Regions from separate parts of the Mus musculus genome. Here all the other regions are linked to region 1. The links are chromatin loops, found by intact Hi-C in ENCODE. Cell type or tissue: heart. All regions are shown on one strand. Region 1 holds the start of Tada3 (transcriptional adaptor 3). Region 2 holds the start of Brpf1 (bromodomain and PHD finger containing, 1). Region 3 holds the start of Ogg1 (8-oxoguanine DNA-glycosylase 1).

Region 1 (2,500 bases):
GATCCCAAACCCGAGCATGAAAGAGGAGGACCAGCGGCCATCAACATTTACACACGTTAAGGTCAACACGGTTCTGCACATCTAGGAAGGAGTCTGAATGCAGGCAAGCAACACAGAACCTTCATTGGGAGCTGGAAGGCAAGGCTTCCAGGAAGCGCCAAGAAGTAAGAAGATGAAGTGGACACTTGCCTCGAGGTCCCGTGAGACCGCGAAGGCAGGCAGGGACAGGGGGTTGTACTTAGCCAACCTCTACCGTGGACGGAGAGGAGGCCCCGCAGAGCGGTCCTACCTCAGCTGCAAGCCACCACCACGGGCTTCGCAGCCCGGTCTCCTGCCCCCTCCGAACATCGGGGAGAGGTCATTCTAGCCCGGGATTCCCAACCTGGAAGCTTCCGGGCCTGCTCTTGCTCAGAGAGCCTCCTGGCTCGCCCCTTCCTCCTCGCCTCGGCCCTCGCCCCACCCTTTGCCTCTCCATCCTCCCCGTGCCTCCTCATCCCGGGGCAACCTCGGGCCGCAAGCCCTAGCGGCAAGCAGCATCTCCCCCAGACCCACAGCCTCTACAGGCAAAACACAGGGAGGACCCCAACCCCTGGTCTCTCACCATCGCGGGCGCTGTCTGGGCCGGAAAGCGGAAGTGCGGAAGTGCCCGGACCCGCGACGCCTGCCCTTTCGAGAGAGGCGCAGCCGCAGTCTCCGACAGCACTTCCGGGCTGGACCATCTCGGGTAGGACCGGGGAGGGAGAGCCGAGAGATATTCAGATCTCCGGGGCGATTTCACACTGGGACCTCTGGGACTTGTAGAAGACCTGCTATGAGACAGTAGCGGTCGAGTCCCCTTGGATCGCTACACATATTCCGCCAGCGCCTTTAGTGCTTGTCGCTTTGGTTGTAGCCTCCCCCCGTGTGACAATAGTACAGCCCGACCTCAGGTTGGGCACCAAATTAGGACAGGCCGAACCGGAGAAACGTTTCTTCCGGTGGTGCTCCCCTATCCTCTCCGGGCTCCTCCCATTTGCAACCGTAGGGTTCGGCCGGGTAGCCAGTCCCTTGAGATTTGGGCTCTGGGCCCCACCCCAGCCCCGGGCTGCTTCCTAGCCCGGGACTCCTCAGGCCTAGCATTCCACCTCCCGGAGATTCGTAGGTGGCCTTAGACCCCCACCCCCACCCCGGCCCTACAGGCCACCTTGGGCTGGCCGTCCCCGCCCTCGCGTCAACTGCAGGGGGCCCGCCCATAGCCAGTTCCGGAGCAGTTGCTCCGATCGCCCTGAACTCCCCGCCCCCTCCTGCGGCCCAGGGCCTGTAGGAGGCCGCAGAGAGGAGGTAGGAGAGGCGGGGGTTGTGTTAGGGGCTCCCTAGAGGACGAGGACCCTGGAGGCGGGATCTTGGGGCGACACACAGGTGGAGCCAGCCATTAAGCAGTCCCACTTCTGTGCCAGGCACTGAACTGGGCACTTGACGAGCATCACCTCTTAATCCTCAGAACATTCCAGGGAGGTAGGTAATTCTCGATGCCCCCATTTTACAGATTTATACTTCTTAATGGGGAAATAGACTGAGGCATCATCTTTTGTCCTGGAAAAAAGAAAAACAAACAAACAAACAAACAAAAACCGGAGATTCAGGTTAAATAACATGTTTAGAAACGCACATAAGAAAATGGGCTGGAACTTAGTTCTGTTCACCTGACCAGCCTGTGTTCCAAACTAGCCAGGGACACAGAGAAGGTGCAGAGGTGGAATGGAGTGAGACAAGAGGAGGCAGGGAGAACCCTGTCAAATAGAATGCTAGAAACGACCCAACGTAGGGAAACAGAGGACATAGGAAGACAGGGCACACTAGTATCTCCTCTTCCTTAATGCTGCAGATTCCAGACTTCTGCGGTTCAAATTGCAACTAGGAGGCCGGCCTAATCATGCAGGTTTGTACACCTAGTGACTTGGGAGGCTAAAGCAGGTGGATCATAAGTTCAAGGCCTGGAATTCATGAAAGGGGGGGGGGGCTGGATGTAACTGTAACATAATTAAGTTTGGAGAATTTGTGCCTAGAATGAACAAGCGCTTGTATAAATCAGGTGTGGTACATGCCTAAAATTCCATCTCTTGGGAGGTGGAGACAAAACCTTGGCTACATAGCTAGTTTGAGACCAACCTGAGTGCATATCTTTATCCCAGCACTCAGAGGCAGGTGCTTTCTGGGGTGGGGGTCGGGAGGGGGAGCTCTATGAATCCTGATCTATGTAGCAAATGAGTATCAGGCCACTCAAGACTACATAATGAGATTTTTGTCTCCCCCACCCCAAAATGGGGGTGAGGTAGGGTCTGGAGATGTGTGAGACCCTTCAGTGCTACCAAAACAAAAAAAGACAATAAATTGCAGTTAGGAGTCTAGGCATGTGTACATACTCTTCTGGAGTCTTTTTCCTTTCTTTGTCAAAAGAAAGAAACCAGGCAGTGGTGGCACACGCCTTTAATCCCAGTAGAGGCAGGTGATCTCTGAATTG
Region 2 (2,500 bases), 70 kb after region 1:
CCCGTCTCTCGTCGCCGGCCTCCCACACGGGGTTGGAGCCCTGGCGGGCGCCCCCGACAATAAGCCCAGACTGGAGGTGGGCTCACACTGCAGCATAAAATTCCCTACATGTTATAATCTCTCAAGGTTCAAAGGGCTCTCAATTAGGAATGTTGAATGGTGGGCTCCTACAAATTCTTCAAGACCTAGTTCAAATGACACTTTTTGGGGGGGGGGGGTTCGAGACAGGGTTTCTCTGTGTAGCCCTGGCTGTCCTGGAACTCACTCTGTAGACCAGGCTGGCCTCGAACTCAGAAATCCGCCTGCCTCTGCCTCCCAAGTGCTGGGATTAAAGGCGTGAGCCACCACGCCCGGCCAAATGACACTTTTATTATGACTTTTTTTCACTCTCTCAAGGAAAAGCTGTTCCCGTGGCATTTTATTCTCACCTCCAGTGTGACATTTTCTGGTTTTCTCCCATTCTACTAGGAGATCTTCAGTAAATACCAGACCTATTTACTTCTAAATCCCCAGTTCCTAGCATGCATTGGACTCCCAAGCCTGGGCAAATACCATGAAACCTGTGAATAGCTGAATGAGAAGACCACCAGATTAGGAGTTGAGGAAGATCAGATTACGCATTAAACGTTGCTTATTGTATGCCTGAGTGAGTGGCCAATGACTGAGTCCTAGATTCCAACAGAAACCATTGAACTACACAATCAGTGCATCGCTGAAGTCTTAATGGGGAACCTCACCCTGGAACTGGGTGGGGAGATATAGGGAGAAACCTTGTGAAATGGTCATTTCCGCAGGACAAACGGCACAGGCTACACTTGGTTTCCTCATTTACTGATTCATGCAACATTAACTCAGGGCCTACTGAATGCCAGGACACAAACATGATCACAAAAATCTAGGCATTATGTTCCAAGGTTCTCAAAGGCTAACCCTCCCCCACCTCAGTTTCTGGGTGAGTAGAGACAGCAGATGGCACCAAACCCCAGGGAGCCCAGCTTAGTCTGGTACCGCTCCAATTTCTCTCAGGACTAGTTTGAACTAGTGCCTAGGACCACCAATGCAGGGCCTGCCTAACCTCCCTGACAAACACTAACTCTCAGCCTTTCCTTCCTTCTCCTGAGGCTTAACTACAAGAATGGGCAGCTCTCGTCCATCTATCGACAGCAAGTCAGCCAAGCTACACATTCAATTCCAACTCACTTCTATTTCCTACCTGCTGCTGTGCCTTTAAACACAAAACCAATTATAGGTACAAACAAGCTCAACACTTTCCAAGCCGGGTCCCTGGTGAACGCTGCCGTTCTGGCTTTGCTGCCCTGGTTCCCGAACTAGCACAGTGCCCCAAGGGACCTGGCGTCAGAGGCACGAAGGTGTCCAGAACTTAGCTCTGAAAGCCCTGGGGCCCTTGGATATGGCGGAAGCACCTACTCCCGGGAACTCCAGGAGCAGAAGGAAGTAAGGGGTAAGGGGTGGGACAAGGCCCGCGGGGCTAGAGCCCAATCTCCCGGATGCTGCGCCGCTTCCCTTTTGTCAAAGTGTAACAAGTCAAACAAGGTTTCCCTTCTGCCTCTGGCCCAGGCAGCCTCAAAGGGAACACTGCTGCCGCGGACGCTCCCCACGAACGAATGGCATGTCAATTCTCCCTGCTCCAGGGGCTCAGGAGGAGCCTAAGGCGCCTCGCCAGGGCTGCCCCTTCTCCACTGGCACTACCTCCCGGCCCCGGCCCGTACTCACCGGCCACCTCCAGTCTGGGCTCATCGCCGGGGGCGCCCGCCGGGGCTCCAACCCCGTGTGGGAGGCCGGCGATGAGAGACGGGCCGAGAAGGGGAAACCCGAACTCTCGGAAGCGAAGCTGGCCGCCCCGGCTCCTGCCCCGCACTCTCTGGCCCGGCTCCCCCGGCTTCCCGCGCTGACCCCTGCCACTCCTGGTCCCGCCGGTGCCCCAGCGTCGCAATTCCGCAAGCACCTTCGCGTTTCCCGAGCTTTTGGATCTTCTGGCCTGGGAACCCGGTGCCGCCGGGACAATGGGGGGGCTCCTGGAGGCGGCACAGGAACAGCAGCGGCGAGACCGTGGCGGCAAAGGCTGTGGCAGCGGCGGCAGCAGCAGCGACGGCGACGGCGTCCGCCAGGGTAAACGTGGTCCCGTGGCGCTGTATAGACGCACTTTCGCCACGGTTCCTCGCCGGTCTACTGAGGAGCTTGAGACCAACCTGTCGGTCTGAAAAAGATCTCTGGACACCTTAAAGGGCTCAGCAAGCGCCTCCATGTTCTAAGTGGAGTTTCTGGCGAGCGAAAGCTCAGTTTTGGGGAGTCTGAGTCCTCGGGCCGTTTGTGGCGAATCTGCGACTACGGACAGGCAGCGCGAGGCTGGGCGTGAGGAGCCCGCCCTTCTCCCCTCCCCCTCTGCCGCCGCCTGCTCCCTCCCTCCTGCTGGCGCGACTGCTGCGGTAGGGACCTGGCCTTGGTCTCCGAGGAAGGCGACTGGGAGGAACGGGGCGGG
Region 3 (2,500 bases), 51 kb after region 1:
GTAGCCCTGGCTGACCTGGAACTCACTCTGTAGACCAGGCTGGCCTCAAACTCAGAAATCTGCCTGCCTCTGCCTGCCAAGTGCTGGGATTAAAGGCATGTGCCACCACTGCCCGGCTAGTTTTCTTTCTTTCTTTCTTTTTTAAGATTTATTTATTTATTTATTTATTTATATGTAAGGACACTGTCCCTGTCTTCAGACACACCAGAACAGGGCATCAGATCTCATTATGGATGGTTGTGAGCCACCATATGGTTGCTTGGAATTAAACTCAGGACCTCCAAAAGAGCAGTCAGTGCTCTTAACCACTGAGCCATCTCTCCAGCCGCCCCCCCCCCCCCCCCCGCTAGTTTTCATCTTTTTGTTTGTTTGTTTTTTCGAGACAGGGTTTCTCTGTATAGCCCTGGCTGTCCTGGAACTCACTTTGTAGACCAGGCTGGCCTCAAACTCAGAAATCCACCTGCCTCTGCCTCCCGAGTGCTGGGATTAAAGGCGTGTGCCACCACCCCCGGTGTAGTTTTCATCTTAAAAATAAAAAAGAAGCGGTACTGGGGATTGAACCAAGAGCCAAGTGCGTGAAAAGCAAGCACTCTTATTACTGAGTGCATCCCTCAGCTTCCCCCACTGATTTTTATTGCATGGTCCTCATAATCCTGCACAGTCATCACCTCTACTTCCTAAAGAAGGTTAAAAGGCAAACCACCGGTGCTTAGACTCCAAAATGTACTCTCATCTATTGCTCCCAACATTCTCTGTATCCCGAGTGGGCAGCACTGAGAAGTCAACATCCTAGGGAACAGTCCTCCCAAGTGCAGTCACTCACCGGAAGGACTGTCCAGAAGCTAAAACCAAGTCCAGACGCAGCTCAGAGCGTGGACACGGGATAGAGGCCCAGAGGGCCGGGCTGGAGCTTAGGGTGCGATGTCTCATGCTGCTAGGCAGCCAGGAACGGAATAACATTCGGCTAGCAGCCCCAGCCCATTACGGCACTGTCCAATCAGAACTCGACTTTCCCAAGTCCTAAAGCCTCGCACACAAGTGACCACACACACCGGGAGTGTAGCACCGTGGGTCCTAGCTTATGGGTCCGGTGTAATTTTAATTTGAGTCCCTGTTGAATGAATTTCCCTCTCCTCGTAGGAAAGCCTCTCGCACACCACCAAACCCCTAAACGCCCCACTCCGCTCTCCCGTGCAGCACGCCCCGCCTCTTCCTCCGGACGTGGCCCCGCCCCCAGGACCTCCCGGCGCGCGCCTCCTCCTCCTGCGCAGCCCTCGAGGTTTGGAAAGGCGCGCCAGTATGGTTCTTCCGGGTCCCAGTTTACTCCCACCGGAAGTAGATCCTTGCTCCCGCTTATTTGACCCTAGAGGTAGCCAATCCGAGAAGAAAGTACGAAGCACCAATGAGAACTCGGGAGTGCCGGAGTGGGCGGGCCTGTGAGGTGGGAGCGGTTGGCCTGCTGGCCTCGCTGCTTGGCGATTGGCTGCCAGAGACCCGGCTCTGCCATTTCAGGGCTTTCGGTGCAATCTCAGGGCCTGCCTGCAACTTCTCGTGCTGGCCCGCACTGGAGCCACATCATTGCGGGGCGTAGTGGTACACACCGGTCGTCCCAGAACTCGGTAGGCAGAGGCGGGAGGCACGTTTGAAGCTTAACTAGGCTGGGCTTCATGGCGAGACTCTGTCTCAAGAAATAAACCGAAAGAATCTCATCCTCCCCTGCTCAAGCCTTTCTCCACCGAGCCTCTTCTGAGGCAGTGATTTTTCAGCGCTGTCCCCTCCACGTCTTGTCAGGAGGCCCCGAATGCGCCATCTCGGGCTTCCCAGGCTTCAGAGGCCAGTCTCAGGTTTGCTCGCCCTGGCTACAGCCTGCGGCACAGCTACCCGCTCCAGTCCGAGCGTGGAGAGATGGGCTTTCTTTGGAGTTCACTCCGTCCAAATGCCAGTGTGTGGCTCTAGGCAGCCTAAGGGACCAACACAACCAGCACCAGCCACCTTGTTCCAAAAAGGACTATATCATTTATAATTTTTTAAGACAAAAAAAGAATGCTTAGGCTAAGAAATATGAACTTCAGCCGGGCAGTTATGGCGCATGACTTTAATCCCAGCACTTTGGGAGGCAGAGGCAGGCAGATTTCTGAGTTTGAGGCCAGCCTGGTCTACAGAGTGAGTTCTAGGACAGCCAGGGCAACACAGAGAAACCCTGTCTCCAAAAACAAACAAAAAAAGAAAAGAAAAAAAGAAAGAAAGAAACATGAACTTCGGACACTAGTTTGACACACTAGGGCATTTTCCATCAAGCAGAGAAATTTTCGGGTTGTGCCTAAATTATTGGACTACAGACTCAAGGGCAGGGCTGGATGCTGATTAGTGTGTGTGTGTGTGTGTCTACAGAAAGGCACAGCACACCTGCTAGAACACTATTAACCAACATCAAACAAACTGGGTCTTTTGTCTCAGTTTCATTAAGCAGTAGCTGTAAGGCTCTCAGCATCCATGTTTT

Evidence for each region. Peaks named below come from ENCODE experiments on the same cell type or tissue, not always from the same donor. Only the 100,000 strongest peaks of a DNase experiment are listed, where the experiment ranks them.
Region 2: it touches region 1 in a loop (4-fold over the local background); 3 of 42 quality-filtered maps call a loop at or near these places.
Region 3: a loop joins it to region 1, with 6 times the contacts of the local background. A loop is called at or near these places in 14 of 42 quality-filtered maps.

The regions. Positions count from the first base shown.
Region 1 is chr6:113,376,310-113,378,809 of GRCm38, reverse strand. Tada3 (transcriptional adaptor 3) reads left to right here and starts at 972. Exons shown (of 10, transcript NM_001372392.1): 1 at 972-1,494; 2 at 1,865-1,918. The coding sequence starts at 1,913. Arpc4 (actin related protein 2/3 complex, subunit 4) reads right to left here and starts at 697. Exons shown (of 6, transcript NM_026552.3): 1 at 602-697. The coding sequence starts at 604. In heart, a CTCF peak has its summit at 1,296; DNase peaks (open chromatin) are centred at 669 and 1,119; H3K4me3 peaks cover 2,253 bases; H3K27ac peaks cover 2,296 bases.
Region 2 is chr6:113,306,804-113,309,303 of GRCm38, reverse strand. Brpf1 (bromodomain and PHD finger containing, 1) reads right to left here and starts at 2,167. Exons shown (of 13, transcript NM_030178.2): 1 at 1,967-2,167. In heart, CTCF peaks have their summits at 962 (motif pointing right) and 2,174; DNase peaks (open chromatin) are centred at 993 and 1,423; H3K4me3 peaks cover 2,053 bases; H3K27ac peaks cover 1,497 bases.
Region 3 is chr6:113,325,686-113,328,185 of GRCm38, reverse strand. It overlaps Ogg1 (8-oxoguanine DNA-glycosylase 1), which reads right to left and starts at 1,210. Exons shown (of 7, transcript NM_010957.4): 1 at 824-1,210. The coding sequence starts at 960. In heart, no CTCF peak of the experiment used is centred here; a DNase peak (open chromatin) is centred at 1,365; H3K4me3 peaks cover 2,383 bases; H3K27ac peaks cover 1,711 bases.